Linked DNA regions of Homo sapiens: region 2 is linked to region 1. A link is an interaction called in ENCODE POLR2A ChIA-PET data of the cell type or tissue named here. Cell type or tissue: HepG2. All regions are shown on one strand.

Region 1 (5,000 bases):
TAGCCAGGCATGGGGGCTGTGCCCCTCGTGCTCCTAGTCCGGCTGCTAACAGCAGTGTCCAGTTTCTGGGAGAGCTGCAGGTGAGCGAGCACCAGGTGGGGAGGCCGTGAGGGTGGGTGTCCCAAGCCCAGTGGAGGATCACAGAGCCACTCAGTGTCGCTGACCACCAGGGAGGGATGGGGCAGTGTGTCACTGATGTGAGGCTCCTTAAGCATCAGTCTGTGAAGGGCCACCAGTGCCCCACGCCCCCCAGGGAAGCGAGGACAGCCCCACCCGCTGTCTAGCCTCACTCGGGGCACTCAGGGTCCTCGCCAGTGGGGCTGGGTTGGGGGAATGCACAAGATGGGGCCTCAGGAGGAAGATCTGCAGGAGACACATGCTTTCTTTGCACGAGCAGTGGCTTGCTTGGGGGAGAGCAGGCTGGGCCCAGAGCGGCCCTTCCCCACCCCATCTCCTTGGTCCTGTGCCGTTTCTGCCCTGGTGTCTGGTCTGGGGTGTGCACCCCACTTCTGCCACCCATTTTGCACCTGCACAGGCAGCTGGCTCCCCAGTTCCCAACAGGCCACCCAGCCAGGCCCCTGGCCCAGCTCCCCACCCATCTCCACCCACCACAGGGCCTCCTCAGTCCCCCACACTCCCAGACCTCAGGTGGTGCCTCCAGAGCGAGCTGTGTCCACACAGGGCTCTACTGGAATGCCTGGCTCTTTGGAGAGGCTGAGGCTGACTGAATGGGCTCTGGGCAGCAGCTGGCACGGATGCCATCCTGGTTGGGGCTCACCTCCAAGAGAAGCGTGTCCGGCAGGTACCGGTCCTTCCAGTGGTCGAGGAAGACCATGTCCAGTGTGTCCACATCATACTTCTTCTTCAGCTGGGGGATGATGTCCTGGGACGCTCCAACCACAAGGGTGACCTGGAACAGCGCCTGTCAGTGCCCACGTCCTCACAGACAGGAGGCCATCCCTACACACCTATACAACAGCGCCTGTCAGTGCCCACGCCCACACAGACAGGAGGCCATCTTTACACACCCATACAAGCATTCATCAGTTTTCTTTAGGGTTCTGGGATGACAAGGCCCCACTCTGTCCCTGCCCCTCCTGGTGCCACCTTGGCAGTTTACCCAGAGCTGTGAGACCCTCACTGAGCTGCTGGGGGGGTCTTTCCTCAGCCCCAGGCTGGGAAGCACTGAGGGGCCTGGTGATAGTGGGTTTTCAGTGAACGTGGTGTGAACACCTGGTGGGGAGGACAAAGTGCGCATGCCCTCCCTGCCCACAGCCGGCCCTTTTTCCAGGTCTGACAACGGGTCAGGCATGCACACCTTGTCCTTCACGCCAGCGAAATCCACCATCCGCTGGGTGATGGCGGCACAGTCGGGGTTGATCTCGATGGTGATGAGCCTCGCCCCTGGTGACAGCAGGCGGGCCATGCGCACAGCTGAGTAGCCACAGTAGGCCCCCAGCTCCAGCAGCACGGAGGGCTGGTGCTCCTGAATCACGGCGTCCACGATCTTGCCTGTGCAGGGTTGGGGACGGAGGAGAGGTGAGCACAGGTGGAGAGAGGGGAACTTGGATCCCCAGGCACGGCCCCCCACCTCTCCCAAAGAGCAGGAGCCCCTCCCAAATGCCTGGCCGCTGGCCCTCCTCTGCCCACCCTCCCTACCCGCTGGAGGGGTATTTCACCTCCCTGGTGTCCCCAGCCCCCAGGACCTGGTCCCCACTGTGAGCGCGCTTGGAGCTCCCATGGTCCCTTAGCCTCTATGCTCACGCTGGTCCCTATCTTTTCCACCCTTCCTGGCTGGCCCCAGTGTGTCCTAACACAGAGCTGCCCTCTCTGAATCACCGAACCGCCCACCTTGGGGCCCTGGGGCGGCACTAGTTCCCTGAGTCACTCCGTGAGCCCGGTAACACATCCTGTGCCCCAGGCTGAAGTTCAAGCGGGAGGCGGGCCCAGGAGAACCTGTCTGACTGGTCCCCAGGCAGGTCCCATGGTGGCCAGAACAGAGTTCAAGGGGAACTGCACCACCGTCAGACCCTGTGAGTGTGGGGGCCTGTTGTCCTGGGGCAGCAGGCAGCAGGGCCTGCAGGGGTCATCAGGGACCCTGGCACCCTGGGACTCCAGAGGAGCCCCCCAGCCCTATCTGGGCATATCCCAGGGTTCCCAGCCCCCTGGAAATGGGGTGATAACAGCTTCTCCTGTAAGGGCTTTGATGCCTGGTCCTGGGTCCCTGTCCCAGAGCTGAGCACCTGCTGGCCCGGACCCCACCTTTCTTGTCGCCCACGTTCATGGCCCACTCCTTCTGCTCGCAGTAGGTGTCAATGGCCTCCAGCACGCTCTGTGCGTTCCCGGGCTCCGCATGCTGCAGCACGTGGTTCAGGATGCGCTGCTCCTTGGTGTCACCCATGAGCAGGTTGTGGATGGGCTGCAGGATGAACTCGTTCCAGCCGATAAGGCACAGGCCCCAGCCCCAGTGCCTCAGAAGCAGCAGCAGCACCACCAGCAGCACCAGGCCCAGCAACACAGCTGCCAACAGCAGAGGCGGGGCCTCCGGCATCTGCAGGGCGGGAGGGGAGGGGCGCCAGTGCTCTGTGCTCCTCCTGCAGCACCCACACGCCCCTTTGCTTGGAGTGCCACCATCGCCCCCTTGTGTTTGCAGAGGGGCAAGGTTCAGAAATGCCAGCCTTGTGCCTCAGTTGCCTGACGTGTCAGCGCCAGGGAGCCAGCCTTCTCGTGCCCTCTGGTGCCCTCGGGTAGACAGAGCAGGTGTGTGCCTCTGGCAGTCCTGTGTGGAGCCTGCAGGGTCACACTCCCTGGCCCTGGGTGCTTCCCCAGGCAGCCCAGGGATCCTCTAAAACCACACAAAATACAGAAGCAGACACGGACTCAGGCTGTTGTCTCCCAGCTGGCTTAGAGGACACCCAGGGGTAGGGAAGCCCCATGGCCCGGAGTTGGGGGTAGTCACGGGTGGCCAAAGGAGAGGCTGTATGGTGCAGCCCCTTGGCCTCATGTGGTGAGCCCGTGCTGGTCACCCATGCTCTGGACGCCCCAGGGATTCATGTGGCCTTTTCATTGAGTGTCCAAGTAAGGACACTGGCAGTCCCCAGGCCAGGCACACCAGGACAGACCCACTCACCACTCCCCTTGGGAACAGCAACGTGGCATGTCCCAGATGAGAAAGGCCAGCCCTGCCGCCCACAACAGTGTACCTCGTGGGGCACAGTGATGGCAAGTGACCCCACTTGAAACCTGTTTGAAATCCTCCTGGTGTGACCCTCCAGGCAGGTAGCCTGGGAACCAGACAGAAGCCTGGTGAGGGGACCCAGCAGGCAGAGAGCAGAGCACAGGAGGCCTGAGGCAGAAGCCCAGGGGTTCAGGTCACAGACCCTAAAACGGGAAGGACACAAGGAAACTTCTTCTAGGGCCCCTGTGCTCACTCAGAGGTCTTTCTGGGATGGGGCCCTGGGCTCCCAGTGGCATAGGAGATCCCACTCTCTGCTGGACGCTCCATTTTAGAAAGGCACACCCAGGCAAGGAGGCAGGCCTAGGGCCACAGAGGGGACACCCCTGGAGGCCAGCCTCAGGGCACCAGAGGACAGAGCAGAAGAGAACAGGGAAGCAGAGGCTCCGCCCTAGGGGGAGGTCATGCGGACACCAGGCTTCTAGGGGATTTCAGGCCATGTGGCCTATTTACACAGGCAGAGTGGACATGTGCTCAGCAGACCTGTGCCCATGCACCGGGCCGGAATCTGTACCCACCCTGGCACTGCCCCGGCTTCCGTTGGCCAACTCACCTTCAAAGCACCTCTGAGCAGGCTCCAGCCCTCTGGCTGCGGGAGGGGTCTGGGGTCTCCTCTGAGCTCGGCAGCAAAGCAGATGTTATTTCTGTGGAAATCAATTTTGCCTTTGGATAATCATCAACATAAACCCTAACCTGGCGATGACCAAGGTCCAGATACCTGAGCCCCTTCCCCGGATAGGGCCAGCCTGGCCTGAGCCTTCCCTAGCAGGGCGAGGGCAGTGCTTCGCCTTTCCGGCCTCAGAAGAGACAGCAGAAGGCCTCAGAGAGGCCAAGGGACATCCCTACTAGTGTCCCCCAGCCAGGGACCCCAGGGGCAGTCTCCTGGTCCCTGTCCACACTGCCCTGTGGGCTATGTGTGTGTGCACCTGCACCTTGTGAACCACAAGAGGAGGGAACCACTCTGCTCAAGTTGTATTTCCCCTGAAGAGTCCTTAGTACCTTGGAAATGATGTGTAAGACCAAGGGCTAGTTTACCAAGAACATACACAAACCAGTAAGAAAAAGATGATGAGACAGATAGGTCACAGTGGCCAACATGCAGCTCACAGGAAAAGGCCAAAGGCCAGAGCCCCGAGCAGGTGATGGAACCCGGTGCAGGGCTCAGTGACAGTGGGGGTGCCCCTGTCCACAGCTGCAGGAGTGGGAATCGTGCTGCCTTCTGCTGCTACCCTTGGGAAGGGTCCCAGGCCTGCAGGGAAACCCGTGGCCCACTGTGTTTCCCAGCGGGGCAGGACGTGCCATGACCCACAGGGCTCGTGGGGAAAAAACAAGAGATGGTGCTTCCCTAAGGACAGTGTCCTTATTCTGGCAGGAAGATGACAGGGGGAACCATGGTGGAGAGGGACCATGCAGACCTGAAGCAGCCAGAACTTTCCACCTTGCTCCTTTCTTCATGGTGGGGATTTCCTATGACACAGCCTGTTGCTTTGTTTACTATTATTTATCTGCTATGGTTTATCTATAATGACTACTAGTATTTGTGTGGTCAGATAATGGGCCATTTTGTTTACTCTCCATATTTAAAAAACAGTGTTAGAAATATATACCCCAAATTAAAAGGGCTATTCTGAAACAGCAAATTACTTGGTAGACCTTGGAGTCCCAAATTATAAATCCAAATCTGCGTTAATACTTGAATTGTGTAAGAATTTGGCTTTTGAATCTCTAATCTCTAGGTCTGTCTGTTCATAAATCTGCAGGCAGT
Region 2 (5,000 bases), 590 kb before region 1:
AAAAAATACAAAATATTAGCCGGGCGCGGTGCTGTGAGCCTATAGTCCCAGCTACTTTGGAGGCTGTGGTGTGAGGATCACCTGAGCCCAGGATGTCCAGGCTGCAGTGAGCCGTGATTGTGCCACTGCACTCCAATGTGGCCCACAGAGCGAGACCCCGTCTCAAAAGACAGGTCCTGGAAAGAAGAGGGAGGTTCTTTGCCTCCCCTTTAGAGCAGCTTTGGTTCACCTATAACACCTGATCACAGCCCAGTTTCCCACCACAGCAGCCGTGTGGAGAGGACACAGAGTCTCCTTCACAGAAAGGAAGCCAGAAGATAATATGGCTGCAAGCCACACCCATGGTGACCAAGGGGCAAGGGCAGCACTAGAAGAGATGGTGCCCAGAGCTCGGGCAGACAGTGGAGTTGTGGTTGCTGGCACTCAGCCCTGCCTTGTAGCTGAGAACCCTCTGAAACACACTGTATCTATTTCAGCCACAAAACACAAACCTTTGGATGGAGTCTCAGGCCATCCCCACCCTCCTGCCCAGGGCTAGGAGGAGGAGGAGGGCCCAGCATCACTTAACCCTTCTGGGAGCTCAACGAAAATTGGAAGCCTTTTCTCTCCACATACAACAAAGATTTAAAAAACAAAAAAACCAGAGCGATTTGGAGCTTCTCCATGCTTTTCTTGATACCATCATAAGCACAGGAATAAAATGTGTTGTCGTTTGCAAGGAAAGCGGCAAATCCTCCAAGAAGTGTGGTACTCACTCTGTGGAGTTGCCGTAGACACGACAGCCATGCTGTGAGGGGCCATCCCCGAGGTCCCAGGAGGCGGCTGCCCTGAGAGAGACATTGGCTGTCCCATGGCACCAAGGCTACCCATCCCGCCCAGAGACTGTCCCGGGCCCCGAGGAGGCATGCCAATTCCAGCGGCTCCCGCAGCAGGTCCGCCAGTCAGGCTCTGGAGTGCATTCATAGGATCTGTGGGAACACAAGGGCAGAGCTTCTCAGGAAAGGGCCTACCAGACTGACCATGGCTCAAAGGGCGTAAGGCTCACAGAGCACAGATCTCGCCTACCTACAGGCTCAATCCCCTCACAGCCCCAAGCAGTAAGAGACTAGGCTCCTGGAGACTCCCAAATATGAATGGCTAGGACGCCAGGTGTGTTGGTCACTGCATGACCCATACCTCTAGCCTGGCCTGGACCAGAGTCCTAATGTTAAGGGACAAATGACCTCTCTGATGCCTGCAGATACACTAAAGATGGGCTGAGGCCTTGAGGGCAGGTGGCAACCCCTGCCTCTCCTGGCTGTCCAGCCCTCCTGCTGGGTGAGCGTACAAAGCACGATGGGCCCTTCTGAGCAAGCGGTAACACAGTGGCCAGGGGACGCTCTCCCAGGGAGGGCACAAGTCCACAGGCACACACAGCTCCACTCGTGCTGTTGCAGAGTCCAACTCAGCCTGGGCCCCTGTGTGCAGGGCCACCATGCCAGAACAGCTTAGGGGTGCAGAGGAGGGCTCCACAGAGCACTGAGGAGAAATGTCCCAAGCCCACCAGGTCAGCAGCTCAGTGAGCAATGCCACAACCAAGGACAAGGATGCCATTGTCACAACAGTGTGGACTTCACAGCAAACAGCTACCCACAGACAGGTATGTCCTGGCAGGACCGCCATGCCACACAACTGGGTGGTACCCAGGACCCCATGCTCCAATGCCAAGGGGCCCAGATGTTCTGGCCACATGCCCTTGCTGCCGCTCAGCCCCAGTTGGCCAAGAATCCCTGTCCTGGCTGAGAGGTGAGACCCACATGGGCAGAGACAGCTGGCATGTACAGCTCTACTGTCTAGGGCAGGGCAGACAGTGGCGTGCAGCCTGTGAGGTCAGTGCACTCCCTTCCCAATGGCAGAATGCAGTTGGCCAGCCTGGATCTGTTAAACCCCTTCCCTTGCAGCTTAGTCAGCAGAGACCAAGGCTGAATTGACAGAATTCCCCTCATGTGATAAACGCTGAAATTTAAAAATATGGATTTCTAAACTTTTTTTTTGAGATGGAGTCTCACTCAGTCATCCAGGTTGGAGTGCAGTGGCACGATCTCAACTCACTGCAACCTCAGCCTCCCAGGTTCAAGCGATTCTCATGCCTCAGCCTCCTGAGTAGTTGGGACTACAACGCATGCCACCACACCCGGCTATTTTTGTATTTTTAGTAGAGATGGGGTTTTACCATGTTGGCCAGGCTGGTCTTGAACTCCTGACCTCAACTGATCTGCCTGCCTCAGCCTCCCACAGTGTTGGGATTACAGGCATGAGCCACAGCACCCAGCCAGATTTCTAAATTTACAAAGAAACTTTGTAACTTAAAAAAGTGAATTCACAGCATTTTCTCAGAAATGCTACTACATATTATTACACTGAAAACAGCATAATAATTCTCTACCAGAGAGCTCAACACTTTTGGATAATGTCTTAATAGCTTTGTGAGTGTTTATCTTTTTGCTGGGCAAAGGCAGCATTTGTGTGAAACGGGATGGGGAGGATCATGCGACTTCACAGTCTGCAGGAAGACGAAGGCTGGAGAGGTCAGGGCACAGCTGGTCAGCCTCCTCCCTCCAGAGTTCTCTCCGCAAGCATTCTCCTCTAGTGACAGGTTAACCCAGGCACATGAGGCATGCACTATGTCATTCTTGCCACCTCAAATCCAAAGTTGGGAGAAACTTTAACTCAAAAGGGAAAACTCTTACCACTGACGGAAGCTTGAGATTTCTTGTTATCTATATGAAAACACAAACAAAAAAACGAAAGTAAACATAGTTTTATATAACCACATATTTCCATGGGTAGGTCAGTTCTGTAGGCATTTGCCCAAGCCTTAATCCCCACGGAGCTCCTAGTACTCCCCACTACTGGGGGAAGTGTTTCTACTCTTGGCAGCGCTGACCCCACAAGAGACCTGGGGGCAGAGGGTGCAGAGTAGCTCCAGGGTCAACCTGGGGCCTTAGGGAGCTGCCCCCAAGGCTGAAGCACTCTGGGGTTGGGGACCCTGGGCCTACTCTGGCTTTCCTTTTTCCCAGGTCCAGAGTCTCAGCTCAGCCCTGAGCAAACAAATAATAGAACACTACAGGAACCCACGGCGGGGCTGGAGTGGTGCCAAGACTTGACACTGCCTCCCTTTGCAGCCCACTCTGGTGAGGCAGTGTCTCTGTTACCTAGATGAGGAAACTGAGGCTGTCCACGGCCAGCTGGAAGCCAGTCCAGCTGACCCCAGTGCCCAGCGGAGAACTTCTGTAGCAGTCATGGGGCCCTGAGCCTCCTGCTCGGCTGCTTCCCATGACCTCATGAGCCCCACAGGACTGTGTGCACCAGCCAGGCCACTGTCCCTGAAAGCAGAACATGCGGAGTCTGCCAGCGCATCTGGGCCAGATCATCTGGGCTGCTCCTTCTCCTCTTACACATCCCAGTGACTTTCCAACACCACAGAGAGTGAGATCAGTGAAGTTCACTTTGCTGGCCATTCTGGTGAAAAGTTAGTGTGGAAAGAAGCAAAACCTACCAGGCTCTGGAGTGCTCAATGTCTCCCTTTGACCCAGCAACACACTGAAGGTACAGCTGCCTGTCCCTAACCCACAGGGGAATAGAAATAGGACTCGCCAGGCACATGCTCCAACGACAGGCCTGTGTCAAGAGAAGCCTGCCTCTGGTGGTTATGCAGCGGCAGTGGGCAGGAGCCATTGTTGGCTGAAAACACAGAGCAGCTGCTGGCCCCAGTTTCCTTCGCAGGCTGTGGCCATCCAGGAACACTTGGTGTCCACATACTTCCACGTAACACACACAAGCACGAAGACCCTGGCCCTAGGATGCAATGACAACTCATTTCTGTAGAGCTGGGGCCACTGCCTGGCTGACAGAACCACACTGGGCCCTCTGAATCAGAGGAGGCACAACGTGAGGTTAACACGGGGGCCCTCAGCACAGCAGGGAGCCAGGGTGCAGACTCAGGAGGTCCTCCTCAGAAGCTTCTAGTCTGGAGGGAAAATATGCCTAAGTGTCTCTGGCCTCCATGGGTCAATAAAATCAACTTTTAGGGAAGAGAGTTTCTGTTCCAGGGTAAACAGAACTTCCCAGAAGTAAAAACAACAGCCCTATGAAAAGGGAGATTAAGTGAGCAAGTGAAGCAGCAACCCGTTTAGACCACTTTGAGGACAGCATTTCCATGATGCTAGAATCAGCATTTTTGAGGCCAAGGCTCTGGGAGGATGGAGGGATCTGGAGTCAAATGCAAGGCAGTGAAGAACTTCCCAGAAGCAAGTGAGGTGACACAGACCTTCTGACTCAGGCACCACGGCCTGCCCAGAAAGCTCTGCCGAGGCAGCGTCAGGGCTGGCCTCTCACAGAGATCTCAACAACCCAGAAATGCAAAATCTTACTTACGAATGTCTCGAAAATGGATAATGAGCCTGGCCACGAGAGAAAGGTATTCGTCCTAAAAGTAAAAACAGGAAGCAGTTTAATACCAGATGAAGAAGCGCAGTCATCGGACTCCCCCTTCCCGCCCCCTCGCCTGCTGGCACCGAGCTGAAGCCCATCCTGCAAGGCAGATTCAGACGCTTGCTCGGCCTCCTCTGGAATCCGCCTCTCGGAAGAGAGCCGTCAGTGCTCAGCTAGGCTGGCCAATAACAGGCACAAAGAAACAAGAAGGGGACAGAGAGCCTCCAACGGCCACTCCTCTCCCCTGATGGAAAGGCACTCAGCTGAGAGAGCTGGGAGCCATCTTGAGTGCCCTCTCTTCATCACAAAGGGGACAGGCAGGTTGGGGGTGATGAGGCGCTGGCCTGAGGGCACAAGGCCTGTCAGAGGCAGCCGTGGGTGGGCCGCTGTGTCTTTGCACTATCTGTAAAGAAGGGCTTTCATTTCTCAGCCCAGCCTGTTGCTGCCTTTTCACTGATGACGCAGTATCTGCTGAAAATCTGGGCGGCCCTCCCCTGGCTGCGCTTTCCGGGAGAATCTGTGTTCAT

Evidence for each region. ChIA-PET counts read pairs that join two places held together with the same protein. Peaks named below come from ENCODE experiments on the same cell type or tissue, not always from the same donor. Only the 100,000 strongest peaks of a DNase experiment are listed, where the experiment ranks them.
Region 2: POLR2A ChIA-PET joins it to region 1 with 8 read pairs; 1 of 35 experiments calls an interaction of 5 or more read pairs at or near these places.

Annotation. Positions count from the first base shown.
Region 1 is chr22:19,960,078-19,965,077 of GRCh38, reverse strand. It overlaps COMT (catechol-O-methyltransferase), which reads right to left. Exons shown (of 6, transcript NM_000754.4): 2 at 3,789-3,879; 3 at 2,263-2,551; 4 at 1,319-1,512; 5 at 779-910. The coding sequence starts at 2,551. MIR4761 (microRNA 4761) reads right to left here and starts at 1,325; the gene lies at 1,244-1,325. RefSeq lists enhancers at 837-1,552, 1,553-2,268, 2,269-2,984. In HepG2, a CTCF peak has its summit at 2,638 (motif pointing left); DNase peaks (open chromatin) are centred at 1,887 and 2,587; H3K4me3 peaks cover 1,445 bases.
Region 2 is chr22:20,550,904-20,555,903 of GRCh38, reverse strand. MED15 (mediator complex subunit 15) reads right to left here. Exons shown (of 18, transcript NM_001003891.3): 3 at 4,417-4,468; 4 at 2,730-2,759; 5 at 756-968. Among named protein-coding and RNA genes, the nearest start is that of MED15, 46 kb to the right of the region's middle. RefSeq lists enhancers at 1,592-1,761, 4,509-4,598. In HepG2, a CTCF peak has its summit at 3,670; DNase peaks (open chromatin) are centred at 2,703, 3,083 and 3,643.